Linked DNA regions of Homo sapiens: region 1 is linked to region 2. Evidence: read pairs that join two places in POLR2A ChIA-PET (ENCODE). Cell type or tissue: PC-3. All regions are shown on one strand. Links, peaks and the distances in the headings refer to the core of each region. The heading gives the core; the rest is flanking DNA.

Region 1 (10,695 bases), core at 2,383-7,382, 200 kb before region 2:
ACACAGAATTCCAGTGTATTAGATTTTAAAGGGAAATGTGACTGTCAAGGAGATCTCACATTTAGGTCAGTCTGATCAGTGCAAAGTACCTGAGACATTTACTTTGGGGAATCAGGAGAGTTGGTTATGTGAAAAGAATGTGCAACAAACATCAACTCTGGCAGTGTGATGTATCCATCACTATAATAAGAATATGCTGGCCAGGGAGCCTGGGTAAATCCACTTCTTGTTGCATGACTTGGACACACACAATTCAAGTTTGCTTGCAATCTTAATGTGACTTTAAATATCTCTCTTTACTCCAAATTATGCTGGACTTACGTCATAGCTTAACTCTCAAAGAGCATTCTCACTTTCCTTATTTCTAGGTTTTAAGGACCATCCCTGTCTCACCTCCATGGACTGTCTACAATATGCATGGTCAAAAAGTAGACCCGTTCTGCAACCGGACAGCAGAGAAATGTGTCTGTGATACCCACACAGTCAAGAGGCACACTTAAAATAGCATCAGACCCTAAAAAAAGATAGGAAATGACCACAGACCAGTGGGCCAGACAGCACATGTATCCTCTGTCCAGGACCCATGGCCACTGTTGGCAGGCCTACCACTGAGGCAAATCCTACTAGGAGGTGGAAGTCATGAAAAGAGTTTTTCCACATTCCTTTCTGTGATCTACAGTAAAAACCTCAGGGAGATATTGAATCATCTGCTGTTTTTTACAACCCCAATTAAACAAAATTTTCTGCACCTCCTTCTCCTTCCGCATTCTTCCCCCCACCCAGTTTCCTTCTTCCCCCTTTTCGTCAATGGAGTGGTGTGGAGGAGGGTAACTGAAGCTAGGTTGGGGATTTGTTCCCAGACCACAGGAATTAGAAACAATTTAAACAAATGTTTAAATTATCAGGATCCTCTTTGTTTCTAGCTTAACTAAGAATTGCAAACGGTATCTATGAAATTTCTCTTTTTCACTTCCCATGTGCTGTTTCCAATGCAGTTTCATGAAGACACATACACAAAATCTTCTAAAATCCTTGTCTTTTCACATCACACCAAACAGTAATACTGTTGATTACACAGGTAAAACTTGCCTCAAAAGATGTTTTGTAGTCGATATACATTAAACCAAAGCAGAGTATTTTGGGGACCCTTAACACCTAATTTTTTTTTTTTTGTTAATCAACACTTTCATGTTTTCTTGAAGCTAATATCAGTTTAGGTGCTTATCACTGTGCAAGGCAATATGATTCTAATCAAGCCAGCAAACGTAACTAAGAAGGCCTGCTGCCTGTTGCTAGAGGGCTCGGAGGGCCTTCAGATGCCAGTGAGACCCCAGCCTCAGCTGGTGTCCTGGTTCAAAAGAATTCGGGGATGAGTCCGAATGATGCGAAAGGCAAGAAGCTTTGATTCCAAAAATGAAAGTACACAGTTGAGAGAGAAGTGCAGGCGTGCTGACGAGAACAAATCACACACAATTAAGTTTAGGTTTTTAATTTTATGGGTGTTTCTTTAATTAGGGGGTGGAATAATCATTCTGGAAAAGGAGAGGATTTCGGGGACCCTTGTTACCATCCCCTTTTTCTCTTTTTCGGGTTTGCCAGAAAGAGTCATAGATATGTCAACCTGACCAGGATTTTGGCCATTTGTTGTCCCTTCTTTTGGGTTTTCCATCAGCCCATGGTTTATTTGCCTAGTTATTGTTTTAGCTGTGGTTGGGGGTTTTCTATCCTCCTGTGCCTGCCCAGTGCTATTCCTATTTCAGACCCATCAAGTGCATTATGAAAGCAATATTTGCATACATTTGGAAATACTAAGGTCTCATCTCCAAATTATTGAAATCCATAATTTCAGATCAATCAAACTAAATAGTCATACCCTAGGAAGTTCTGTCTCATAAGAATAAAGCAAATGTGGCACATATACACCATGGAATACTATGCAGCCATAACAAAGGATAAGTTCATATCCTTTGCAGGGACTTGGATGCAGCTGGAAACCATCACTCTCAGCAAACTAATACAGGAACAGAAAACCAGACACCACATGTTCTCACTCATAAGTAGGAGTTGGACAATGAGAACACATGGACACAGGGAGGGCAACATCACACACCGGGACCTGTCAGGGGGTGGGGGGCTAGGGAAGGGATAGCATTAGGAGAAATGCCTAATATAGATGACGGGTTGATGGGCGCAGCAAACCACCATGGCATATGAATACCTGTGTAACAAACCTGCACATTCTGCACATGTATCACAGAACTTAAAGTATATATATAGCATCATTGAGTATTTTCATATTGCAATGTATGCTATTTGTTTGTTTGTTTTAATTTCAAAATAGAAATCTAAGCAATGTCTTTCAGAGATCAGCTACTAAGGAAAATGCAACATCATCTTATGCCTGCTCCTTTGTATTTATTTTAAAACAAGTTAATCTATGAAAACATCTATTTTGAAGAGAACTTTAGAGAACTTAGGCTATTTTTTAAACTATCTAGCCTATAAATTCCCCAAGAGTGAACACTTGTCTGCCTCTGACCACTCAGTTATTCAGCTATCCAGTTCTCAGCATGGAAATTGGCAAAACATTTTCCCATCTTAGCAGCTTCTCATCACTGTAGCCTTTTCTAGACATTAGCAAAATATGTTGTAAAATCTTTTTAAAATATAAAGCATGTTACACTTAAGTATAAATTGCTAATATCTTAAAATATTGTTCCAACCCAAGATATTTAAAAATCTTTACCAGGAGAAAAGTTTCAACCTAAAGAGATAGTGTAGGAAGAAAACAAAACATTGGCCTGACTTGGAACCCACAAGGGCCCAGTGGTCCAGTCCTGACACTGCAGTTACTAGCCGTGGGACATTAGGCTACTTGTGTCAGCATTCTGAGCCTCATTCTCTTCTTTCAGAGAAAGGGGTCTGCGTGGAGCTTTGAGACATCTTCAATTTCATATATTGAAGTAGACATTCCAGATGGAGGGGAGGTTGGAGAACTCTGGGACCTTAAAGAACAGGTGTAGTGGGAATAAGACAGGCTGGAAGTATGAGAGGCTGTCAGAGCATGAGATACTAGAATTCAAGATTCAACATTAGAATAGTTACTGAGGGTAAGGCCAAGGGAGTGAGAGGCTACAGTGAGGTGGTAGCAAAGTCTATTGCAGGTGGGGTCAGGAAATGTGGCTAGGATTTGATGGAGATCTCCCTGGGTAATAAGAGGGATTTTGGTGAGAAGAAAGACTGTGAGCTGGAGCCCAATATCTTTAGTGAATATAATACACGACCTGGAAATTAGTAGAGCATAGTAACTTGGTGCAGCCATGTAAGTGCCAGACAGACTTTAGTTCAAATCACAGCTCCACCGTGGACCACTGCTAGTTTTTGGGCATGTTGCTTACCATGTCGAATCACAGTACACTCAACTATAAACTGTGAGAAATAAATACGTCTATCCCACAGAGCTGTTATGTGTAGCAGATGCTAGTATAATAATTACCTACCCAACAACCATTTGCATCTTCTTTTTTACTAACAAAACAAAATCCTTTATGAAGCTAAATGCTCAAGCTAAGTTGGTCCCAGCCTTAGACCCACTGGGTAGATCTTGATTCGTCTTAGCCAGTCATGGTGATCCCTTCTTCCTTTCCAATGATTGACTTATGAAAGACTCAATACTGGACAGTGTGATGTAGGATAAGCTAAGATGACTTCTGGGAAATATTTCCTATCTTTTTACTTTGGTGTGTGAAGATGTGATGCCAAGAGCTTCTGCAGCTATCCTGAGGAAAACTAGCAGATAAGCTAAGCTTAATGAAAGAAACCCTTAGTTACCTATCAAAGGCAGTATTTGAAAGACTAATGACAAAATTTCTGAAAACAGTTTGGAACTTGAGAATTTGGATTGAAATATAATCTAAACATTGTTCCTTCTTAGCAACATAGAAATTGCATTATTATCTTTAAAAGGAGAATAGAGAGAGAGACCTTGAAATGAGAAGCTAACAGATCTGTCTTTTAAAACCAGCAGTGACTGGAACTTAATGAATAAATTATTGGATGTTCTACCCTTCTACCCCTGTAGTTATTATGTGCCTTAGGAGGTAGATTAATGTTGGTTCAAGAAGTATAAAGTGAGTCATAAGAAGAGAATCTGATTCAATGATCTTGACATTTATTAAATGCCAAAGATGATAATTTAAACTGTGTTTTTTTTTTTTTTTTTAGATTTTTAGGGGAGGTGTCCCATTATCTAAATACATTTAAGAGACAAAGCTGGCTGTGAATGTAGAGTGATTCAGACAGCATATATTTATTCACAGAACTTATAGCTATTGACATATGGGAGAGCAATCCAGAAAGTGAACACTGTAACCTCATCCTTATTTTCCTACCTGCCCACTTTTCAAAGGGAAGAAGCTGTCTGACTTATTGGCTGAAAGCCTCATAGGCAACTTAAATAGTTTATCAACTTTGAGTCTATACTTCAAACTTTAACTGAACCGAACAAGCAAGCTGTACACACTATAAATGGGAACATTGTAAACATATATTTGGATGTGTGCAGGATGTACAGGATCAAAAATATTTAACAATCATTAAGGCATGAAAACTGACAATTGGAGTGAATGCCAGCTGTGGGCTGCAGCAGAGTCTTGAGAGGCCAATATTTTTTCAGCCATCAACCCTTCAAGTTTTACATCGTGGGGTGGTGGGAGGATCCCAGAGGAAGAGCTAGATGGCTAGAGAAGGGGTGCTGTTTGCCAACTGGTATGGGACTACTTCAATAATTTAATAAACAGTGTGGCCACACTGGAACATACCAAGTAAACACCAATCCTGAATACAGAAACTCATCGAAGTTGTCTTTTGACTGCTAAGGAAACTGACCCAGAATGTAACTGACCTGTCCAAAGTCATATCCAGTTAGCTAGCTGCATACCCAGGGCTATATTCCAGGTTTCATGCTTCCTAGTCTTTTACTATTTTCATCTCTGTATTCTAGGGAGAAAATGAAAACAAAAAAGTCCCAATTTTTGACCATCCAGGTCAAAGGAAAGGTCCAAAACTAAAAAACCAAAAGTAACCATTTTTAACACTAAATTGAAACCATCAACACACTGATAATTTGATTAATGATGCAATTTTTCCTTTGCTTACCTTAGGAAATCAAATAATTAAATCTAATTTTGGAGTGTTTATTTTATTTTTGTTTTATTACTCTGTCACCCAGGCTGAGTGCAGTGGCACAATCTGAGCTCACTGAAGCCTCGAACCCTGGGGCTCATGCAATCTTCTTTTTATGGGCTCCCAAAGTGCTGGGATTACAGGCATGAGCCACTGCACCTGGTCAGTGTTTATTTTAAATTGTGTTATTTTTAACTACTCATTCTTTATTTTATTTTGTTTTTTTGAGATGCAGTCTCACTCTTTCACCCAGGCTGGAGTACAGTGGTACAATCTTGGCTCACTGCAACCTTCGCTTCTTGGGTTCAAGTGATTCTCCTACCTCAGCCTCCTGAGTAGTTCGGATTACAGGCATGTGTCACCACGCCCAGCTAATTTTTGTATTTTTAGTAGAGAAAGGGTTTCACCATGTTGGTCAGGCTGGTCTCGAACTCCTGACCTTGTGATCTGGCCGCCTCGGCCTCCCAAAGTGCTGGGATTACAGGTGTTAGCCACCACGCCCAGCCTCATTCTTTATTTTTAATACAGAAAGAAAACTCGTTACTGACTTAGAGTAAATGTGATATAGTAGCTTAAAAATAATTAATTTGGAGGCAATTGAGTAATTAATTTGGAGGATTGAGTGTTCTGCTGCTTATTAGTTACGTAAACTTTGGACCTGAATCTTTGCATTTCTGAGCCTCACTTTTCTAATCAGTAAAGTGGAGGTAAACAAAGAGCAGGATTATTGAGAAATGGCCACAGAATGGAGTGCAGGCCATTCTGAGATGATGGAAATTTTTGTTTGTTTTGCTTTTTTTGAGACAGTCTTGCTTTGTCACACAGGCTGGATTGCAGTGGTGCGACCTCAGCTCACTGCAACCTCCCCCTCCCAGATTCAAGGCATTCTCATGCCTCAGCCTCCTGAGTAGCTGGGATCACAGATGAGCACCACTACACCCAACTAATTTTTGTATTTTTAGTAGAGACGGGTTTTCACCATGTTGGCCAGGCTGTTCTCGAACTCCTGGCTTTATGTGATCCACCCACCTCAGCCTCCCAAAGTGCTGGGATTACAGGCATGAGCCACTGTGCCTGGCCGCATGACGGAAATTCTATAATTGGTGTCCTCCAATGCAATATCCACTGGCCACAGGTTGGCTGTTGAGCACTTGAAACATAGCAAGTGCAACTGAGGAACTGAATAAATTTTATTTAATTTTATTTAATGTATGTTTACATCTGAATAGCCACATGTGCTTGGTGGTTCCTGTATTGGACAGTGCAGGTATGTAGACAGCAGAGGGAGATGCAGAAGTGCAAGGAGAACTTAAGATGCCAAAGCCAGGAGGTACTGAAAAGAGAGAGAGAGAGAATGAATCCATCAGCCTGTGTCTGTTTCTGAGTTTTTGCTCATTTCTAATCCATGCTTACCCCTCGAAGATCCTCCTTTTTCTTGAAGTAACTTCAGTGCATCTTGTTCCTTCTCACAGAACTCATCTGAATGTTCACACTCAGAACTAGTGAGATTAGAGAAAGGATCAGAAGCCAGGTGTCCTGATATTCCTTAAAGCTCCTTCCAGTAATGTCATGCTCCTGTCTTTCTCTTTCCAAAGAGAACCTATGTGTACACACACACGCACACACACACACACACACACAATCATTTCTCTGAGACTTGTTCTGGCTTTGAAAATTTATGTAAAATTTTAATATCAATTTTATTTGCAAAAGCATGTTTTCAGGAAGTAGTCTGACTTGCCACAAATTTCTTTGGATGTAATTGTGTTGGACATTTTTTATCTTGTTTATTGCAAGAAACTTTTAATATGCTTGATAGCTTCAGTGTTATGTCCATCCTTTCCCTGCAGTGGCTGACTTCCTGCTGCACCAGTCCAGGCATTTTTGTGCCAGTTCCCATATGTTCATGTAGCCCCAAGGCAGATTTGCTGATATGCAGTGGGTTGAAAAAGAATACTTCTACGAGCGCAACATTGCATACCAAGGAGATTATCTTTTAGAAAGACTTAAAAGTCCAACAGATATGCCACAAAAGGTTAGATGACATTGATGGTTAGCAACTAGGAGTGGTAAGCACAGATATTAATGGACAGTACACAATCATTCATCTTGACTCTAGATTATACACCGAACTAAAAAATAAAAATGGATTGCTTTAATAATCCCTTTCTTTCTCATCTTCTCATTTAATGGGTTGGAGATGCTAAACCTTCTGTACTAACCCAATAATAGTTGGTAGAAATAATGGATATTTAAACTATGTTATCTGGCTCTGGGAAAGCCACTCCTAGAAAATGGGAAGAGGGGCTGGATGCGGTGGTTCATGCCTGTAATCCCAGCACTTTGGGAGGCTGAGGTGGGCAGATCACAAGGTCAGGAGTTCGACACCAGCCTGGCCAATATGGTGAAACCCTGTCTCTACTAAAAATACAAAAAAATTAGCTGGGCGTGGTGGTGCATGCTTGTAATCCCAGCTACTTGGGAGGCTGAGGCAGGAGAATTGCTTGAACCTGGGAGGCGGAGGTTGCAGTGAGCCAAGATTGTGCCACTGCACTCCAGCATGGGCCACAGAGTGAAATTCCATCTCAAAAAAAAAGAGGAAAAATGGGAAGAGGTTTATTTACTTCTAAATTTGACCAAAGAAATACCATTAATTAATTAATGGCTTAAAAGTGGTATAGAAACATGAACTCAGAAGACCTATCAATGCTTATTTCTCATTAAGATGCATTTCAGAATGCATCCTATTGTTCTTTGGGTGCTAATGAATCCATATTTAAAACATGCACACAAAAGCATCTCTCATGCTTCTGAGACAATTGCTGTAAAAATGCACCAGTTGATGGTTTGCTTAAATGGAGCAAATTGTCACCAAGTTGCACAGCCTTATTATCTGTACTGTCACTGCAGAAAATCTCACTGTGTATGTGACCTGAATGCTTATTACCTAGTGGAAAATTCCATAAATGCAGAATAGCCTACAGCACTCAACATCTGCCTTTATTTTTTTTTTTTTTATAATCAAACACAAGGGATTGCCAGGGAATAGCTCCCAAAACCATGGGGCCTCTTTACAATCCTCTGTCATTTTTGTCTATCTATATTAATTCTTAAACTGCATCCATTCAAATTGCCATGCTTCAGCCCTGAGGAATGTAAATAAGGAGGCAATTATGAAGATGTGTTTTCCGGTGCCACACATTTAAATGATTAGCTGAAAGTCAAATGTTAATGTCACAAAATAGAGAAATAAAATATATTCAAGGTATTTTGCCCATAGTTAATAGGCTAAACTAGAGCAAGCAATCTAACATTGCAAGGAAATTTGAATGTGGAGACTCAGTGTTCTTTTATTAGCTAAATGTACAGAACAGTAGATATATTTCATTTGCTTTAGCCTCCAGGCAGGATTGGAGGGATTGTGGGGGTAAAGGTGAAGGAAGAAAATGTGTGGAGATGGATTGTATGACAAAATGTAAGTGTACAGTTAGGCAGGGATGTGAGATGAGAAGACAATTCAGAGCACAGTCCTCAACCTAAAGTTGCCAAGTGCTCACAGACAGCAAGGAAATTCTTTATTTTGTAGAAATAAGCTATGAGCTCTCTTGAGCCCCTTCCTTCTCTGGGTCCCACCCCCTCCTTTAAGTTAATTTGAACAAACATTAACTATAAAGTTTGTAATGTCTTGAATCACCCCAATTTTTATTTCTCATGCATTATGAAGCTATTCTCTTGAGTAATTTCATAGAGTCATAAAGTCCAATATGAGTTGAATTGTGTGTCCTCCCAAAAATATGTTGAAATCCTAACCTATAATACCTCAGAATGTGACCTTATGTGGGAATAGGGTCCTTGCAGATGTAATAAGTTAAGATGAGGTCATAGTGGAGTGGGGTAGACCCCTAATTCCATATGACTGGTGTTTCTATGAGAAGACAGCCATGTGAAGCCACAGAGATACACAAGCAGAAGGCCACGTGAAGCTGGAGGCAGAGACTGGAGTGATGCATCTACAAGCCAAGGAACACCAAGCATTGCCTATGTTCACCAGAAGCCAGGACACAGACATGAAACAGATTCTCCCCCAGAGCCCCCGAAAGGCACCCGCCCTGCTGACATCTTCCTTTCAGACTTGTAGCCTCCAAAACAGTGAGAATAAATTTCTTTTGCTTTAACTTATCTAGTTAGTGGTTGGTATGGCAGCCTTAGGAAACTAACATAATAATATTTTAAAGAAAACTTAACGTTTCTCCCTTTAGATGACAATTCCAGCCATAATCCAATAACAAAAGTGCTTGCTAGCATTTATTACTTACTGAAGACATGCCAGACACCATCCAGTTTTCCTCAGCAGAACCTACCAGATCACTGCCACAGAAACCAGGCCACCTTGCAACCCTCCTCCAGTATTCAGTGATTCTGCTCTTGCCCATAGATGGTCCACTCAGCAGTCACAGTTTTGAGTCTCTAGAATGCAGTTCTCCAAATTTCCAAAAATTCCCTCTGGGCTACATCCATGTAACTAATACATTGCTCCCTGGAGATAGGCCTAGGAGGAAGTCAAAAAGTCAACTCAACATCATCTGGAAAGCATGAACTCAGAACAAGGTGTGTTACTGGATGAACTAAATATTTTATGGCACCAGATATATCCATTGCAAAAACAAGGATAGTGTTTGGGCTGGTACATTGCTGTCACCTCCTCTGTCACAGAAGCATGAACTGAGCAGGTTCAGCTTTGCTTGGCACCTTTTTTCACAGCTCCCAGAGCCGACCAATCTCTTTCTGAGAGGTTACTGTTTTATTTTACATGTTTTATTTTTAAGCTACATTAGTGTATTAATCAATGATACAATTATAGTTTGGTCTGTGTGTTAGTCCGGGAAGTACATGTCAAGATGGGATTAAACATGCATGGATTTTATTAAAGGAGGGAGCTGAGGAAAGCTGGGATAGTCATTGGTCTATGATGCAAGCCTGACCCTGAAGGAAGGAGAAAGGGGAAGGGCAGGAGGAAGCATCTTAGACATTTACAGTTGGAGGAAGGTTCATCAAGGTATTGGGGGCAGGATGTGGGGCAAGAAGGGTCACTTGTGGCAAAGTGGGCTGTAGAAATGCCCTATCTTGCAGAAATGCATCTGCCTTAGTGTTTCTGTTGCACTCAATCATGGCTGGGAGCAGCCCATGGGAAGCTTGGCCTCAGTACAACATGGCGAATGATTTCAGAGCATGGAAGCTAGAGCCCTTGGTCAGTTATGCATCCTGTCTTTCATGACCCATACACCACAGCCTGGGAGCCATACTTTTTCTTTAAGGGGACTGATTGCCTATCTTAGTAATGTGTTGATTTAAAATTTAACTACCAGAGGCAATTTCACTTCTCATTTATTGGAAGAAATTTCCTGTGGCATGACCTCCAAGTATTTATAATATCTATCTTGTTTTATTCTATTTACTTCTTATACATATGTGTGTGCAAATATATTTATATATACACACAATATTATGCAT
Region 2 (10,695 bases), core at 3,462-8,461:
TTCCCAAACCTCAGTTCTTGACTCTTGTACACCTGTAGACTAAACACCACATGGAAGCTGCCAAAGCTTGGAGCTTATACCCTCTGAAACCACGGCCTGAGCTGTACCTGGCCTCTTTTAGTCATGTCTGGAGCAGCTGGGACACAGGGCACTAAGACCCTAGACTGCACACAGAAGAGGGACACTGGACCTGGCCCATGAAACCATTTTTACCTTCTAGGCCTCTGGGCCTGTGATGGGAGGGGCTGCTGCAAAGTCTCTGACATGCCCTGGAGACATTTTCCCCATTGTCTTAGGGATTAACATTAGGCTCCTCATTACTTATGCAAATTTCTGCAGCTGGCTTGAATTTCTCCTCAGAAAATGGGATTTTCTTTTCTATTGCATTGCCAGGCTCCAAATTTTCCAAATTTTTATGCTCTGTTTCCCTTTTAAAACTGAATGCCTTTAACAGCACCCAAGTCACCTCTTGAATGCTTTGCTGCTTAGAAATTTTTTCTGCCAGAAACCCTAAATCATCTCTCTCAAGTTCAAAGTTCCACAAATCTCTAGGGCAGGAGCAAAATGCCACCAGTCTCTTTGCTAAAACATAACAAGAGTCACCTTTGCTCCAGTTCCCAAATTCCTCACCTCCATCTGAGACCACCTCTGCCTGGATTTCATTGTTCATATCGTTATCAGTATTTTGGTCGAAGCCACTCAACAAATCTCTAGGAAGTTCCAAACTTTTCCACATTTTCTTGTCTTCTTCTGAGCCCTCCAAAGAGTTTCAACCTCTGTTACCCAGTTCCAAAGTTGCTTGCATATTTTTGGGTATCTTTTCAGCAGTGCCCCACTCTACTGGTACTGATTTATTGTATTAATTTATTTTCACACTGCTAATAAAGACATACCCAAGATTGAGCAATTTACAAAAGAAAGAGGTTTAATCGATTCACAGTTCCACATAGCTGGGGAGGCCTCACAATCGTGGCAGAAGGTAAAAGTCACGTCTCACATGGTGGCCCACAAGAGAAGAATGAAAACCAAATAAAAAGGGTTTTTCATCATAAAACCATAAGATCTCATGAGACTTATTCACTACCATGAGAAAAGTATGGAAGAAACCACCCCACCGTGATTTGATTATCTCCCACTGGCTCCCTCCCACAACATGAGGGAATTATGGGAGCTACAATTCAAGATGAGATTTGGGTGGGGACACAGCCAAACCATAACAGTGATGGTATTTGAAAGCAGGGCTTTTGGAAGATAATTAGGTTTGGAGGAGGTCATGAGAGTAGGGCTCCTGTAATGAGAATAGTGTACTTATAAGAAGAGAAAGAGACCATAGCTCTCACTCTGCCATGTGAAGACAGTGAGAAGGTAGTCAACTGCATGCCAGGAAGAGGCTCTCACCAAACACCAAATCCACTGCTCCCTTGATCTCAGACTTCCTACCCTCTAGAACTGTGAGAAATAAATATCTGCTGTTCAATCCACCCAGTGTATAGTATTTTGTTATGGCAGCTGGAGTTGAATAAGACACCAGCATGCATGCACACACACACACACTCTCATTGTACTACATGCACATGTGCATAAACACACACACCATACACAGATAACATACTATACACACGTACACACAATTTCATGCATATATACACACCACACTACATACAAAGCCCATGTACACACACCCCTCCCCATCTACCTTCACACACACATATCACTCAGCACCATGCCCTTGATCCACATTGATTGGTCATTCTCCAGGTGTGAAAGGTCCTTTCTCGCCTTTCAGGCCTTGACACATGCTGTTGTCTACACATGGAATATTTCTCTGTGACTGTCTTCATCTGACTCATTCTTTCTCATCCTTCAGTTCTCATCTTAGATGGCCCTTCCTCCAGAAAGCCTTCCTGACATCTCCATTCTCCTACCTTAAATGGCTTAGATCCGATAGGGCCCTGTTGTTGGCTTGTACAATAGTTCCTGCTGATCTATGGTTCCACTTTCCATAGTTTCAGTTACCCACGGTCAACCACAGTCTGAAAATATTACATGCAATAATATATTTTGAGAGAGAGAAAGTCCACATTTATGTAACTTTATTACAGTATATTATTATAATTGTTCTATTATATTAAAAGATGTTAACCACTTACTATGCCTAATTTATAAATTAAATTTTACCATAGGTATGTATAGAAAAAAACATAGTGTTCATGGGGTTTAGTACTAGCCATGGTTTCAGGCATCCATTGGGGGTCTTGGAATACAGCCCCTGTCGATAAGAAAAAAGTACTGTTCATTTTTTTGTAGCTCCATTCAGTGATGTCATGTTGCTGCTTGAAATTGGTGGGAATCTTTACACCATGGAAATTGACAAACACTATAAATCAGGAGCTTTTTTCTTTTTTTTTCCTTTTTTAATTTTTTTTTTGGTAGAGCCAGTAATTAGACCAAGCATACCACTAATTAGACTCCGCATAGTCTTCCCATAGCACCTCATAATTTCTTTTTATTTATACCTAACATGTATTACCCATATTTTCTCCTTGTCTGTATAGCCCACCAGACCATAAGCTCTGTGAGGACAGATGCTGCCTATCTTGTTTTCTACTGGTACACCCAGTACTTTGCATAGCTCTCAGCTACATGGATCTCAACAAATATATTTGGATAGATTACTAAATGAATTCTTATTGTCTCTCTCCTTCTATTTGGTATCTGACATAGTCAATCTCCTAATTGTGGATCATAAAGCCATGGGAATGTGGTTACAGGACAGTTCTGTTCCAGGTAACAATGAACAAGTCATCAGAAGCTGAGACCCAAGCTCTGGAGCAACATCTGTGAATTAAGAGCTCAGTCCTTCCAGGGTGACATTACCCTTTTATCTCCAGCCAGCTTTTAAGAAGGTGGAGGAGGTGAAGCACTTAGAAAATGATGAGATGAGACTTAACAGCAAGACTCCAAGAAGCTCTTCCCCCACTTGCTGACGCCTGAACTTGCCTTAAAGAGCGATAGAGCATTTATTTCCATGATCAGAGAGAGATATCAAATGTAAATGTCTGTTAGGAGTGACATGTCTTGTTTTAAATCCACAATTCAAGTAAAGCATTCCTACAAAATCTTTCTTTAAAGCAAACTTTGATGGGAGATACAGAGGGAAGCAAAGGAGCCAAGAGCTGGAGGATGCCAATTGCCTAAAATGGGGGAAGGAAAATATAGTAGACAATTTCCTTTTTTTATTATTATTATACTTTAAGTTTTAGGGTACATGTGCACATTGTGCAGGTTTGTTACATATGTATACATGTGCCATGTTGGTGCGCTGCACCCACTAACTCGTCATTTAGCATTAGGTATATCTCCCAATGCTATCCCTCCCCTCTCCCACCACCCCACAACAGTCCCCAGAGTGTGATGTTCCCCTTCCTGTGTCCGTGTGATCTCATTGTTCAATTCCCACCTACGAGTGAGAATATGCGGTGTTTGGTTTTTTGTTCTTGCGATAATTTACTGAGAATGATGATTTCCAATTTCATCCATGTCCCTACAAAGGACAAGAACTCATCATTTTTTATGGCTGCATAGTATTCCATGGTGTATATGTGCCACATTTTCTTAATCCAGTCTATCATTGTTGGACATTTGGGTTGGTTCCAAGTCTTTGCTATTGTGAATAGTGCCGCAATAAACATACGTGTGCATGTGTCTTTATAGCAGCATGATTTATACTCCTTTGGGTATATACCCAGTAATGGGATGGCTGGGTCAAATGGTATTTCTAGTTCTAGATCCCTGAGGAATCGCCACACTGACTTCCACAATGGTTGAACTAGTTTACAGTCTCACCAATTTCCAAAAATGGTTGCCATCAATTCCACCACCCCACAGCAGGTGCATGCCACACCTTCTGCTCCTCCCATGAAGAGGGGAAGTCACCTTGCAGCTGGACTGACCTTAACTTGCTTTGACCAATAGAATGTATTCAAAGTGGCCCTGGGTCAGTTCTGGGCATTTAAGAGGCTGCTTCCCTTTCACACTTTCTGGGAAAGCCACTACTAAGAGTTTGCTGTGCATCCTTCCAGACCTCTTTTTATATGTTCATATCATAGATTAAAAATACAATTGTTTTATGTCGTGTTTACTTTAAAATTTTTCATTTGTATATATTTAGGAGGTCCAAGTGCAGATTTCTGACATGCATATATTGCATCATGATGAACTCTGGACTTTTAGTGTACCCATCATCTGAAGAGGGAACATTGTACCCAATAGGTAATTTTTCAGTCCTCACTCTCCTCCCACGTTTTGTAGTCTTCAATGTCTGTTATCCCACTCTGTATGTCCACGTGTACCTATTGTTTATTTCCCACTTATAAGTGAGACCATATGGTATTTGACTTTGTTTCTGGGTTATTTCACTGAGGATAATGACCTCCAGTTCCATTTACATTGCTGCAAAAGACTGGTTTCTGTTTTATGATATTTTATAACATAAATTTATATACTGTATCTATTTTATAACTTTCTTTTTCTTATTCAGTAGTAATTTTTGGAGATTTAAGTCCATTTATAGTATACAGGTGTAATTTATTGCTTTAACTACTGTAATTCTAGTGTATAAATTTATCACATTTTATTTAACTATTCCTCAAGTAATGATCATTCATTATTCATAATTTTTTTATTATTACAAAAATACTACATGGAGTTATGCAGATCATGACACATCTCCACATATGCATATGCAAGTGTTTCTCCAGCTGGATCATATAGCATGCACATCTTTAACTTAATAGAAACTGCCAAATTATTCTAAAAAAATAAATGCATCAATTTATTCGTTTACCAGCAGTATATAAGAGTTGTTATTTTCACACAATTTTATAACTCCTCAATATTATTATTATTTAATATTTGCCTTTATGATGGCTAGATACAGTATCTCATTGTTTTAATTTGCATAAAGCTGATTACATATTTAGCAATATATTTACAGCCACTGTTTAATCATTGAAAGTGCTTGTTTATATTCTTTGACCATTTTTTCTGTTAGAATGTTTCTTTTCCTCTTTTTTTACATAAATCTGCATTACCAATTTGGTATAGACACTGTGCTAATATAAATTTTAAATTACCTAAAATAAGTCTTCTGATTTCAAGCAGAGAGAGCAGTTTAGTCACAGGGAGTAACTGAGATATATATATCAATAAAGCAAATATTCGTAATAATGAGAAGATGGGAGAATAGAAAACCACTTACACAAGACTATTCTGACATAAAATTTTATTTGAAAAAATAGTTTGTCCTAAGGTGTTTAAAAATGATAGCTTTATTTAGGGAAAATTCTCTTGCCCAAATAAAGTTATAGTTTAAGAAAAATTGATTTGAGTGTCCTGTTTTTGTTTCCAGGTTCTTCCATCAAAAGATGGCATTAGTATTCCATAATTTTCATGCTTTCTTAGTTCATTTAAAATTTTGATATGTTATAATCTCCTTAATACTAAGTATGGTGGTACTACTCTGCAATGGGAAACGCACTTAGCACAGAATTAAGTATTATCATGCAACGCAGAGTTTTTTTAAATTTAGCTTTCAGCAAATTAGGTGACTAGAGATATTTAAAAAATAAAAAAAAAGCATGTCAAGGTCAGGCATGGTGGCTTATGCCTGTAATCCCAGCACTTTGGAAGGCCTAGGTGGGCAGATCACTTGAGCTCAGGGGTTTGAGATCAGCTTGGGTTAACATAGCAAGACCTCGTCTCTACTAAAAATAAAGAAAAATTAGCCAGGCATTGTGGTGCATGCCAATAGTCCCAGCTACTCAGGAGGTTGAATGAGGCTGGAGTATTGCTTGAGCCCTGGAATTGGAGGCTGCAGTGAGCTATGATAGTGCACTGCACTCCAGCCTGGGTGACAGAGAAAGACCCTGACTCAAAAAAAAAAAATCATTTTCCAAACATTCCTTCATTCCTTGGAAAATTTTGTAGGAACATGATCTACCAATCAAACATATTGGTGAATGCCTAAATGTGCCCTCCTCACCATTACAGACATTGCTGACCTACTGCACCGGCAACAGCATTTGCTTACACATTTGGATCACTCTTGCACCCACTTGCCCCTTCAGAAGCCCCAAAGTTTCAAGCTCTCAGCCATTCTTCCTGCTATGAAAACCTGCTATTAGAATAAGGTCTTATATCACGCATTTATATCTACGACTGAATATAAGCCAAATGTTATCTTCTTCCTGGAGTATTTACATAGAAAACTTCTCTCAAACTGAGATTTAAAGCTCTGATTATTAATTGTGGGAAAAAACCACATAGTATAAAGATTACCATCTTAACCACTTTTTATGTGTACAGTAGTGTTAACCATAAGCACCTTATTGTGCAACAGATCTCCAGAACTTTTTCATCTTGCAAAGCTGAAACTCTATACCCATTGAACAATTCCCCCTTTCTTTCTTCTATCTCCAGCCCCTGGCAACCACCATTCTACTTTTTGCTTCTATGAATTTGGTTACTTTTCATACCTTATATAAATAGAATCATGCAGTGTTTGTCTTTTTGTGACTGGCCTATTTCACTTTCCATAATGTCCTCAAGGTTTATCATTTTTGTGACTGGCCTATTGCACTTTGCATAATGTCCTCAAGGTTTATCCATGTTGTAGCATATGACAGGATGTCCTTTTATAAGGCTGAATAACATTCCATTATATGTATGTATATACCACATTTTCTTTATCCATTAACTCATCTGTGCACATTTAGGTTACTTCTACCTCTTGGCTATTGTGAATAATATTACAATGGACATGGGTGTGCAAATATGTCTTTGAGATCTTATTTTCAATACTTTTGGATGTATATGCAGAAGTGGGATTGCTGAGTCATATGGTAATTCTATTTTTAATTTTTTAAGGAAACTTCACACTGTTTTTCATAGTGCCTGCACAATTTTACATTCTGACCAACTAGAATGTTTCTTACCTATTCATACTTTTATATATCCTGGATAATAATTGCCTGTCATATATGACAAATACTTTCTTAAAGCCTGTCCCTGGATTTTTAGCATCTTTTAAAATGTCTTTTTTTCATACAGTAGCTTTTTATTTTGGTGTGGTCTAATTCATCATTTTTCTACTTTAATTTTTCTTCCAAGCCCAAGGAAATAAATACATTGTTTTAAACTTTAAAAAAAATTTAGGACTTTATCTGTAATTTATTTTTGAATATGGTATCAAGATTGAGCATACTTTTTTTCCTCATAGGTAATCAGTTGTTTTTTCTCTGACTTGAAAATGCCAATTCTGCCATACAAAACTCTTACATGTAGCAAATTCTTCTTCTACCATATTACCTTGGCTTTTACCTCCCAAATCTGAGTGGAAATAACACAATATTTTCCCCTATTATTCAGCAAGCATGTAATTGAATGTTTTGAGTGAACAAAGTTAATCATGGTCACAATTGAGTTGGAGAAGGAATTGTGGAATAAATGGAGAGCACAGAGCTTTACTTTGAAGAGATTGCCATCTACTCAGGGAATACAAAGCACACACAGATCATTACTTAATAGCACTAAAGAGTAACAAGATAAGCAATGTAAGGTGTAGATAAGCATAGAAGTGCTGTGGGGCCCACTCTCAACCAGAGGTTACTTCCTGGGAAACTGAACCAATCACTTCCCTCCCTCCCTCCCTCCCTCCCTCCCTCCCTCCTTTCCTTCCTTCCTTCCTTCCTTCCTTCCTTCCTTCCTTCCTTCCTTCCTTCCTTCCTTCCTTCTTTCCTTCCTTCCCTCCTTCCCGGGAAAGTGAACCAATCCCTTCCTTCCTTCCTTCCTTCTTTCCTTCCTTCTTTTCATTTGGTTTTTGAACTGTAACTGTTTTTATTGTGAGTAATGGGAATTGAGTATACCATTTTCCCTCTGGCTTGTCAGCACTACATCGTATATATATATATGCACATAATATATATATACACACACATACATACATGTACACTATATATAATATATACATACATATATAAATAATATATACATATATGTTTACTTATATATACACAATTTTTATATATATTTGTATATATTTTTAATATATTTTTATAAATATGTATAAATATATTTGTTTTTATATATTTATTGTTTTTATTTTAATAAGTAGCAAATAGTAACTTAAGATCATTTGGATTCTTATTTCTTAAACCACTAGAGAGGCTAAACATTTTAAAGCTATATTTGTTTGCTGTTTGTGTTTTCTTTCTGTAAATTATATTATGACTGCTGTGTCTTTGTTTATTGAGACTCAGATTTCAATCCTTCACCAGATGAAGTTTTGCACAGTTCCAAAACTGATTTCATTATCTCCTCAATTCTCAATTTATTCCAGTGAGATAATTATTATTTAATTTTACTATATCAGCTCCATGTTGTTCTCCACCCAAATCACTCCCTACCACATGGATTTTGCCAGAATTGTTTTTGACAGTTGCAGTCCATTTTGACACTTGTCATTCATACTTACCTATATATATTCTTTTTAAAATTTGTTTCAATTTTTATTTTAGATTCAGAGCATACATGTACAGGTTTGTTACATGGGTATTTTGTGTGAGATGGTTTGTGGTACAAATGATCCCATCACCAAGGTAGTCAGCATATACGTGATAGGTAGTTTTTTAGCCTTTGCCCCTTGTTCTTTCTCCCCCTTCTAGTTGTCCCCAGTGTCTATTGTTCCCATCTTTATGTTTATGAATGACCAATATTTAGCTCCCACTTGTAAGTGAGAACACAATGTATTTGGTTTTCTACTCCCGGGTTAATTTGGTTAGGATAATAGCCTTCAGCTGCATCCATATTGCTGGAAAGAACATGATTTTGTTCCTTTTTATGGCTCTGTAGCATTCCACAGTGCATATGTAACACATTTTTAAAGGCCATTTGACTTTTATTTTTAGTTTTTAGAAGAATGGAAACAAAATGGTCAATTATTGTGGATTACCTTAAGAGTATTCTCATAGGTAGATGAAAGAATTGACCTACCAGATAGGGTTAATTATATTCACCCATTAAATGTTGGACAAACTCTACCAAATACAATTTTAGCTGCAGTATAATTTGTGCCAAACTGTTCTTTTTTTAAACTTTTATTTTAGGTTCAGGGGTACATGTGCAGGTTTGTTATATGGATAAACTCATGAGACGGGCAGGAGAGGTTGTTATACGGATTATTTCATCACCAGTTACTAAGTTTAGTACTCAATAGTCACCTTTTCTGCTCTTCTCCCTCCTCCCACCCTTCACCCTCAAGGAGACCTTAGTGTCTGTTGTTTCCTTCTTTGTATTCATGAATTCTTATCATTTAGCTCCCACTTTTAAGTAAGAACATGTGGTATTTAGTTTTCTGTTCCTTCGTTAGTTTGTTAAGGATAATAGGCTCCAGATCCATCCATGTTCCCAGAAAAGACACGATCTCATTCTTTTTTATGACTGCGTAGTATTCCACGTTGTATATGTACCACATTTTCATTATCCAATCTGTCATTGATTAGTATTTAGGTTGATTTCATGTCTTTGCTATTGTGAATAGTGCTATAGTGAATATTTGCATCTATGTGTTTTTATGGTATTTATATTCCTTTGGGTATATATCCAGTAATGGAATTGCTGGGTCAAATGGTGGTTCTGCTTTTAGCTCTTTGAGGAATTGCACACTGCTTTCCACAATGGCTGAACTAATTTACACTCCCAACAACAGTGTATAACTGTTCCCTTTTCTCCACAACCTCACCAGTATCTGCTATTTTTTGACTTTTTAATAGTAGCCATTCTGACTGGTGTGAGATGGTTTTGATGTGCATTTCTCTAATGATCAATGATAATGAGCTTTTTTTCATATACTTGGCCACATGTATGTCTTCTTTTGAGAAGTGTCTGTTCATTTCCTTTGCCCACTTTTGAATGTGGTTGTTTTTCTCTTGTACATTTGTTTAAGTTCCTTACAGATGCTGTATATTAGACTTTTGTCAGATGCATAGTTTGTAAATATCTTCTCCCATCTATAGGTTGTCTATTTACTCTGTTGACAGTTTCTTTTGCTGTACTGATGTTCTTAAGTTTAATTAGAGCCCACTTGTCCATTTTTGCTCTTGTTGCTATATCTGTTGGCATCTCTGTCATGAAATCATTGCCCATTCCTATGTCCAGGATGGTGTTGCCTAGGTTATCTTCAAGGGCTTTTATAGTTTTGGGCTTTATGTTTAAGTCTTTAATCCATTCTGAGTTATTTTTTCTATGTGATGTAAGGGAAAGGTCTGGTTTCAATCTTCTGCACGTGGCTAGCCAGTGATCCCAGGACCATTTATTGAATAGGGAATCTTTTCCCCATTGCTTTTTTTTGTCAGCATTGTTGAAGAGCAGATGGTTGTAGGCATGCAGCCTTATTTATGGGTTCTCTATTCTATTCCATTGGTTTATGTGCCTGTTTTTGTACCAGTACCATGCATTTTTGTTACTATAGCCTTATAGCATAGTTTGAAGTTGGATAACATGATGCCTCCAGCTTTGTTCTTTTTTGCTTAGGATTGCCTTGGGTATTCAGACTCATTTTTGGTTCTACATGAATTTTAAAATAGCTTTTTTTCTGGTTAGGTGAAGAATGTCATTGGTAGTTTGATAGGAATAACA

The links. Peaks named below come from ENCODE experiments on the same cell type or tissue, not always from the same donor. Only the 100,000 strongest peaks of a DNase experiment are listed, where the experiment ranks them.
Region 1: POLR2A ChIA-PET joins it to region 2 with 20 read pairs; 2 of 35 experiments call an interaction of 5 or more read pairs at or near these places.

What each region holds. Positions count from the first base shown.
Region 1 is chr12:46,946,716-46,957,410 of GRCh38, reverse strand. LOC124902924 (a long non-coding RNA gene) reads right to left here. Exons shown (of 2, transcript XR_007063285.1): 2 at 8,183-9,733. LOC124902925 (a long non-coding RNA gene) reads left to right here. Exons shown (of 2, transcript XR_007063287.1): 2 at 369-748. Among named protein-coding and RNA genes, the nearest start is that of SLC38A4, 130 kb to the right of the region's middle. In PC-3, for the core only: no CTCF peak of the experiment used is centred there; DNase peaks (open chromatin) are centred at 4,330 and 7,090; H3K4me3 peaks cover 591 bases; H3K27ac peaks cover 1,124 bases.
Region 2 is chr12:46,748,298-46,758,992 of GRCh38, reverse strand. No RefSeq gene overlaps it. Among named protein-coding and RNA genes, the nearest start is that of SLC38A4, 72 kb to the left of the region's middle. In PC-3, for the core only: no CTCF peak of the experiment used is centred there; a DNase peak (open chromatin) is centred at 6,532; H3K27ac peaks cover 737 bases.